Regions from separate parts of the Homo sapiens genome. Here region 2 is linked to region 1. Evidence: chromatin contacts called from ENCODE Hi-C or POLR2A ChIA-PET data. All regions are on one chromosome and are shown on one strand. Each heading gives the region's core, a stretch centred on a gene start or an enhancer-like site at or near the end of the contact. The rest is flanking DNA. Distances are from core to core; before and after follow the strand shown.

Evidence for each region. A loop is a pair of places that touch in the nucleus more often than their neighbours do. ChIA-PET counts read pairs that join two places held with the same protein, here RNA polymerase II (POLR2A).
Region 2: a map of sciatic nerve shows a loop between it and region 1 (3-fold over the local background). The contact joins two enhancer-like sites. A Hi-C loop is called at or near these places in 1 of 168 maps with a recorded cell type or tissue (sciatic nerve). POLR2A ChIA-PET finds 5 or more read pairs at or near these places in 1 of 52 experiments (H1).

Annotation. Positions count from the first base shown.
Region 1 is chr1:203,037,789-203,041,918 of GRCh38, forward strand. It overlaps PPFIA4 (PPFI scaffold protein A4), which reads left to right. Exons shown (of 30, transcript NM_001304331.2): 2 at 822-1,454. The coding sequence starts at 1,221. Among named protein-coding and RNA genes, the nearest start is that of PPFIA4, 13 kb to the left of the region's middle. RefSeq lists enhancers at 1,466-1,625, 3,307-3,808, 3,809-4,130. Within about 2 kb of position 1,728, at least 9 of the 41 ENCODE cell types and tissues checked have a DNase peak (open chromatin) inside an H3K27ac peak, as active enhancers do.
Region 2 is chr1:203,423,811-203,427,940 of GRCh38, forward strand. LOC124904487 (a long non-coding RNA gene) reads right to left here. Exons shown (of 2, transcript XR_007066805.1): 2 at 3,236-3,918. Among named protein-coding and RNA genes, the nearest start is that of BMNCR, 18 kb to the left of the region's middle. Within about 2 kb of position 1,986, at least 4 of the 41 ENCODE cell types and tissues checked have a DNase peak (open chromatin) inside an H3K27ac peak, as active enhancers do.

The DNA.
Region 1 (4,130 bases), core at 478-2,977:
ACTGTAGCCCCACCCTAGGAGAGTGGCACCCTGCACCTCTATATCACCCCTGGGTTCCTTTCCATCATTCAGTCCCTGCTCTGATGCAAAGGTAGGAGGCTGTGAACTCCGAATCCAAGCCTGCTGTCTGCTAGGCCTGCGTGCTGTCCTCCTTGGCAGGTTTTGGAAATGGGGAATGACTTGAGCCAGAGCCTCCTCCCTGAATTATGGGCAATGTAGCAGGTCAGGGCTCTCTGCCTGCCCCAGTACCCAGTCTGTGCCTCTCCAAACCCTTAGCCATGTTGTGCCAGTATCCAGGGCAGGAACTACTCTGCCCCTGTTTCCTAGGACCCCAAGAGTCCAGCCTTTAGGACTCACAGCCACTCCCACTAAGAGTCCTTTCTACCCATCTGCATTTGCCTTGGTTGGCTTAAGTGATGGGGAAAAGGTTGGGGGTGGCACAGAGACCCTATTTCCTCCCCTCCAACCCCCAGGTCTCAGGAGGACTCTGGGCATCCTGCCGGCTGCTCCCCTGCCGCTGACTGAATCATTTCTATATTTGGCCAGTGAGCCACGTGGGTAGGGGAACCACTGCCACTGCGGCTGCACTTCTGACAGCTGTGGGGAGCAGGGGGAGGCAGAGGCTGGGCAGTAGGCATGTGCATTCCTTGGGAGAACTAAGGAGGTGCCATCAGAGTGAGTAAGCCTGGAGAAGGGGCATGCGCCAGCACCTCCCTCTCCTCCCCCATGTTCTAGTTCAGGTCCTGTCTCCTCTGCTCCACCCCCTCCCCTGATGCCCTTCTCCACCCAGTTGGTACTCACAGCAGTCTCTTTTCCCACAGACACACTGCCCTCCAGAAACGATGGGTGTCGCTAGATCCAGCTGGGACTCTGCCAGCCTCCGGCACTCAGTCTAAGAGAAGGGCCATCTTCCAGCCCTGCTGTCCCTGCCTGTCATGGCCACATTCGGCTGCTGTCTGCATGTCTGGGGACACAGGGCACCCAGCCCCAGCCCTGAGAAGTTAAGCCAGGCCTTCTGGCTCAGTTCCACAGGGGCACTCCAGACCCCAGGCCCCTTTCAGAGCAAAAGCAACTGATGCTATGGGAGAAGCCCCTGCCCACCTGTCCACTCGCCTGGCACTGCCCACTCTGAGACCCATGCACTGGGTTCCCCTGGAGGTGCCAACCCTGTGAGTCCCTCCCTGTCCCCTGACGCTGAGAAGGCCCTGCCAACCCCCACCATGTGTGAGGTGATGCCCACAATCAATGAGGGGGACCGCCTGGGTCCCCCTCATGGCGCCGATGCTGACGCCAACTTCGAGCAGCTGATGGTGAACATGCTGGACGAGCGGGAGAAGTTGCTGGAGTCTCTTCGGGAGAGTCAGGAGACCTTGGCGGCCACACAGAGCCGGCTCCAGGATGCCATACACGAGCGGGACCAGCTCCAGCGCCACCTTAACTCCGCCCTCCCCCAGGTAAGGCCCGAAGGCCTGCGTCTCTCTTAACCCCTTTCCCTCCTCTAGCCCTGCTAGATCCACTGGGCCCTCAGCTCATCTGCATCTATTTGCATATCAATAATTGGAATTCACTGAGCATTTACTCTCCTTCATCTCTCTACGTGAATTCTTTCCCTGTCACTCCCATGCTCCTCAGTCTGGAAGGTGAAATGGATGGAATTTGATGTGGGTAGAAAAACGCAGCCATAGGTGTCAGCTACAGTGAGCTCAGGCGGCCAGTAGGTGGCACCCTAGACTGGAAAGAAACCTCCTCCCTGCGTACTCCTCTCCAGTGCCCTATTCTTGGAGGTGGGTGGGGAATCACAGACAGTAGAGATGGGTGAGTTCTTAGAGATCATCTCGTCCAGCTCCGTTATTGCATAGATCAAAAAAGCAAGAGACATCACATGGAAGATGATAGGCAGGGCTGAATCTAGCAGCCAGATGTCTCGACATCCTGTCTCACACTCAACAGCACAACCACCAGCTGTCCTGTAGTCCCGTGTACTGTGTCCTTTCTGTGGACCAAGCACTTTATAAGGATTCTCTCACTAAACTCTTACAACCCTGAAGTTGGTGCTGTTACCACCATCATCCCATTGTACAAATCACGGAACTAAAGCTGGGGAGATGAGTAAGTTGCTCGTGGCCATGCAGGTAGTGTGTGGTGGAGGCAGGAACTGAGCCTGGGGCTAAGTTTCTCACCACTGCACCTATTTCTCCCTCACTGCATTGGCCTGGGAGCTCCCTGCTGATGCCTGCTTATCACCCACTTGGTAGATATTCCAGGCATGGCGCATGCTCTGGGAATGCAGGAGGGAGCAGGAGCCTGGATGATTTGGTTCTTGGGCTGTTTAGCTGCTGCTTGTCAAAGAAGCTGTGAACTCTGCCTGATAACCAGACCCAGAGAGGGCTGGGGGTTGTGTGTCTGTGAGACAGTGCTCACAGTGACTGTGGGAACATCCTGCCCTCTCTGCCCCTCGTATGAGCAGAGAGATGGGTATTGAAAGCCAGCTGTGGACACATGGCATAGCCTACCCTGACCCAGTGGGGGCGCTGCTGGGGTTGGGAAGGCAGCCCTGAGGAGCCGAAGAGCTCAAGCCTCAGCGCCAGGCCCTTCCCAGTGTGTGGGGAAGAGAACAAGGGCTGGGCCTGAGTGGGTGAGTTTCCTACACAAAAGTGATGCTTGGTGGACAAGAATACAGAGCCCTGGTGAAGCAGTTGGGTGGGCAGGTGGGGACCTCCTCTTTCACTGTGCACGAGGCTCTGAAGTTGCCCTAGAGTGAATGAACTAGTTCCTGCCACCAAGGAGCTCATAGACTAGGAAGGAGATACACCACCCATGTGACCGGAGAGAATGCAGAGGAAGATAAGAGAGGCCCAAAAGGGTTATTAAGCACAGTATCAGTGATAAAAATAGCTGCTTTTGATGGGCTTGGGCTAAGTGCTTTCTATACATTGGCTCATTTGACTCTCATACCAGCACCTGGAGGGAGGACTGTTACGTCTGTCTTACAGATCAGAGAATGAGGCTCAGAGAGATTAGGTAACTTATTCAAGATCATACAGCTAACAGGGGCAGAGCTGAGATTTGATCCCAGGCCTACTTGACTTCCCACACTGAAGCTTCATGAGGTCAGGGGTTGTGTCTTTCTTGTCACTATATCCCCAGTGATCTGCACAGGACCTGGTACATGATAGGTGCTCACAAATATTTGTGGTTGAATGATGGACTCCCAAGTTGGTGTTCTTGACCACTCCTCCAAATGGCTTTCAGGAGAGGGAGAGAGCCTCCCCGTGGGGAGTCTGGACAGCTCCCAGCAAGGCTGTATCCTTTGAGATGGGCTTTGAAGGATGATTATGATTTCATCGGGTGGTGACAGAGGTTTTTCCAGGGGGAGGGAGTCCACTGAGCCAAGATGTGATATTAGGAAGGCATGCTGGTGTTTAGAAGCAGCAGGTGATCCAGGTTGACTGGGTCTTAGGTGATATGGAAATGACATGAGAGAGAAGTTTGAAAACCAGGATAAGAAGTTTGTATTTGTAGGCTGGGTGCAGTGCCTCACTCCTGTAATCCCAGCACTTCAGGAGGCTGAGGTGGATGGACTGCTTGAGGTCAGAAGTTCAAGATCAGCCTGGGCAATGTGGCAAAACCTCATCTCTACAAAAATCCCCAAAATTAGCTGGGCATGGTGGCAAATGCCTATGCTGCCAGCTACTCGTGGGGCTGAGGTGGGAGGATCGCCTGAGCCCAGGAGGTCCAGGCTGCAGTGAGTTGAAATTGAGTCACTGCACTCCAGCCTGGGTGACAGAGGAGACCGTCTCCTGTGTTTGTAGACAGCATTGTGCTTTGGGAGATTTGTAGACAGCAGGGTGTCAGATAGGTTAGAGGTGGAAGGGAGGGGACAGGTATCCTGTGGTGGGGGGAGATAAGACAGCTGCTGAGCTTGAGGCCAGGAGAGGGGGCAGCACCAGCCTTTTGGTGGTGGTGTCATGGTGTAGGGCTGGGTGGCAGGCTGTCAAGCCCTGTCTCTGGTTACAAGCATGTGTACATGACTGTGTGTGCCTGTGAAAGTGTGACTGTGTTTGTGCATAAGCTGAGGGGTGAGACAGCATCAGGCCTGGGCTTCTGGAGTATGAGATGCTTGACCTTGA
Region 2 (4,130 bases), core at 736-3,235, 390 kb after region 1:
AAACCCCTTCTCTACTAAAAATACAAAATTAGCCAGGCATGGTGGCGCATGCCTGTAATCCCAGCCACTCGGGAGGCTGAGGCAGGAGAATCGCTTGAATCCGGGAGGCGGAGGTTGTGGTGAGCCGAGATCATGCCATTGAACTCCAGCCTGGGCAACAAGAGCGAAACTCCGTCTCAAGAAAAAAAAAAGAAAAAAGAGAGAGAGAACTGCCCTGGGAGAGGAATTAGGGGCAAACTGAGCACAGAGGGAGGAAGGAGCCTATCCAGCCAGGATGATTAGAAATGGAGGGAGAGGTCGGGTGAGGTGGCTCATGCCTGTAATCCCAGCACTTTGGGAGGCAGAAGTGGGAGGATTGCTTGAGCCCAGAAGTTCAAGACCAGCTTGGGCCACAAAACAAGCCCCCATCTCTCTTTAAATAAGTAAATAAATAAATAAATTTATATATTTAGATAAGCCATTGTATCGGTTAGGACTGCATTTGGCTGCATGTAACAGAAACCTGACTACGAGGTTTAAACAAATAGAGGTTTATTTGTCTCTTGTTATAAGAAGTGTGGAGATAGGACGGTGCAAACCTCAAGATGTCATGAAGGACCTAGGCTCCTTCTGTCTTCCAGGCCAGCATCCTTAACATGTGGTCTTTATCCTCTTGGTTATAAATTGGCTACTCTACCCCCAGGCTTAGACTTTCCAGGGAGCAAGAAGGGGAAAAACAAAACACACATGCCAGACACAGGCCAGCTGTCTCTTCCTTTTTTATTTTAAGGAAATTAAAAGATAAAAATAAATATTAAAAAATAGCTGGGCATGGTGCCGTGTGCCTGTAGTCCCAGCTACTTGGAAGGCTGAGGTGGGAGGATTGTTTGAGCCCAGAAGTTTGAGGCTGCAGTGAGCCGAGATCATGCCACTGCACTCCAGCCTGGGTGACAGAGCGAGACCCTGTCTCCAAAATAAGTAAATACATAAATCCCATTGGCTAGAACTGTGTTACATTATCACTTCTAGCAACGAGGGAGCCTGGAAGCAATATTTTTAGGATGGCATATTGATCTCCCTTCCTTAAACAAAATCAATGGACTGTAAATGAAGAAGGGGAGAAGAGATGAAGGTTATGCAACAAGCAATGTCTGCCATGGCCCTAAAGAATGAGTAGAATATGCTGGACGATGTGGGGAAGGACTTCCAGGCAGGGGAAACAGCAAGAGCAAAATCTCAGTGTGGGATGGGAGGGTGCCAGGTGTGTTTGGGGAATTGGAAACAGCCCAATTGGAGCAGACGATGTCATCTAGTTCAGTTGGAGCTTAGTGGGAAGGATGGACAGGGCAGTTTGCATGGCCTGGGTTTGTGGACTTGCCCTCCTGCCCAAACTCATACTCTGTGGTGCAGTGGATCAGGTGATGGGGGACCAGTAACAGCAGACAGTGAGCAACATCTGAAAAAGTCAGGTTCAGCTGCAACAGTAGACAGTGATTGGAATTCAGAGAAAAGCAAACTATGACACATCTCCTGACAGCCTGGCAATGACAGGCACAGGGCAGAAGCCTGCTGGCCTGGACTGATGGGCACACTCAAGCCAAAACAGACCCCCGCAAGATAACCTATTGTCCTGAGTAAACAGCTGAATGAGATCCATGCAGCAGCCTCTTGTCTAAGGTCTGTTTATTATTGTTATTCTCCCTCCCCACGTCTGTCTTCTCTGTCTCAGCTCTTCCAGGCTGCAGTAACCAGCTGCAGGATCATGCAGAGCAGACAGGCTGTGCAAAGGGGTTGGTGTGGAGGGTGCAGATTCCAGCTCTAGGGTGTGTGACAGCTCTTTATTTGACTCTTCCTGGAAGTTCCTGAGATGACCTCTATACAAAGAGAGGGGAGGGGGCTGCAGCTACCCTATGCTGTACCTACATCATAGATTCCCAGCTTCCTTGACTGGGAGGCACTTCAGAGGTCTTGGACTCCATCTGTCTACCATCAGCAAACCTATCTAAACTGCTGGCTCTGAAGCTTAATGTACATATGAGTCACCTCACCTTGTGAGCTTATTAAGAATACATTTCCTTTTCTAGCTCTTGGGAACTTGGTAAGGAAAGAAAAAAGAATACATTTCCAAGGCTCATCCCCAAGGACTCTGATTCCCTAGCTCTGTGGAGTCTAGGAATCTGCATTTTACCAAGGCACACAGGAGAGTCTGATGCGATTGGTTGGTTCTCAGCCACGCTGTTTTAAAAAACTTTTCACAAATATATATCCCTAGGTTTCAGTTCCAGTTCTGCCACTAACTATGATCTTAGACAATTCATTTTACCTCTCTGAATCTGTTTCTTCACCTAAAAATGAAAAACCTTTTCAGTTTAAATCATTTTTTGTTAACATTCTCAGGCAGTTACACTTCAGCATCATTTTAGGTGGGTAATTCTCAAATAGGTTTTCATGTGGGGTGTTTGTTCTCTGAGAAGAGCCTCCTGGAGATTCTGAGTGCCCTGCCATGGGGCTTGCCCACTTCCCTTTCCTAGATTTCAGAACACTTCAAATCGCCACATTCATGCCATTCCATAGCAGTTTAGATTTGTCATTTGTGCCTCAATAGCAGTCCACGAGGGTCTGAGCCCAGAACCTGGACTCATGTTTGGTTGCTGATTCTAATTTCTGTTCCCCCAGATGGAATCCCTCACCTTCCCTTGGGAACCACTTTCTGTGTGGACTTTCCTCAGTGCGGCTCATTTCTTCCTGCTGGCCTCTGAGGCGGTGGGATCAACAGGTCAATGTCTTGCTCCACATCTGTCACGGGGCTTCTGGCCTCCCCTCAGCCTCCCCTTTCTTCTTCTGTCCCCTTCTGACCTCTGTGTCCTTCGCATTACTTTTTGGGGACCTTCTTCAGTTTCTCACATGTTATTAAAGGCCAGGACCAAGGAGTTAGGGGCTAGGAGGGGTAGAGCATTATTTAAGAGGCAGGGAGTAAGGTTCTAATACCACTTTGATCAGCCCCCATCCAATCAGTTCTTGGTTTCTGGAAAAGTGCAATCCCTTCGATTCATGGGGTGCTAGGGCTACAATGTGCCAGGTCTGTCCTGCAGACCCCGGCTGACAGATGAAATGAGTACTCAGACATAGGTATGCAATGTAAGAGCAGCCAGAGGACTGCCTGGTGCAAGTGGCCAGAGCGCAGCCCTGGGAAGCTGGAGCTGCTTGCTTTTATTCAGGGCAGGTGCAATGCTGAAAACCTGGAGCCAACACAACCTGAAGGTAATTAACATTTATTGTTCCCCTTTCAGGGAACTTCACATGCAGGGATGATCAAAGGTCAGTTCCTGGTCAACATAACAAGATTGTTTAAGATCAATTCCCCCCACACTCCCTTGTATCTACTCCTTGCCCTCTGTCTCAGGGTTATAGAACAGCTGCTTCCAGCTATTCTCCCCAGGGGCTCTGCAGACCCTTCCAACCTTTCAGAAGGTTTGTGTCCTTTCCCTATAGTTTTTCCCACCACTCTGAGTGATCCCCTACATCTCTCCCTTTTCTGTTTTTTGCATCAGGTTTAGTTGATTGAAGCGTACAGATGTGTGCAGCGACAGGTTTGACAGGTGCAGCGGTTACAGCTTGTGTTCCAGCTTTGCATCCTTACAAGAGTTGCAATGTACAACAGACAGCATAGCAAGGAACAGATTATCTGGAGTGAATGGTGTCTGTGATTCACTTAGCCTCCTGAGTTGTCTTATTTAGCATCCCCCAGTTGTCTATTTCACATTCCCCATCCGGGACCTGTGTTGTCCGAGGAAGCTGCATTGTCCGGGGCTGCGGGTCCTACAGGCTCACATTCTTCATTTCCAGTACTGCATTGGGTCCCAGCCATGCCATGGTATGGTTTGATGCATTGCACTGGAATCCCAAGAGGACCTGAGGGGATGTGAACACAAGCATATCCTCTTCCCCATGTTAGCAAATCATGTGGACTGCACCATAGATTACTATTTACATCTTTCCATAACACTGAAGGCTTTGTATCTTGGGAGGTTTTAGCAAAGTGCTTTTCTATGGCTGATTGAAATTTATTATCTAAATTTAAGAAATTAAGGGTGAATAAGACTTGTGCTAGTAGTGTTGTAGGGTCCTTATTCATATTCCCCCTTTTTTTA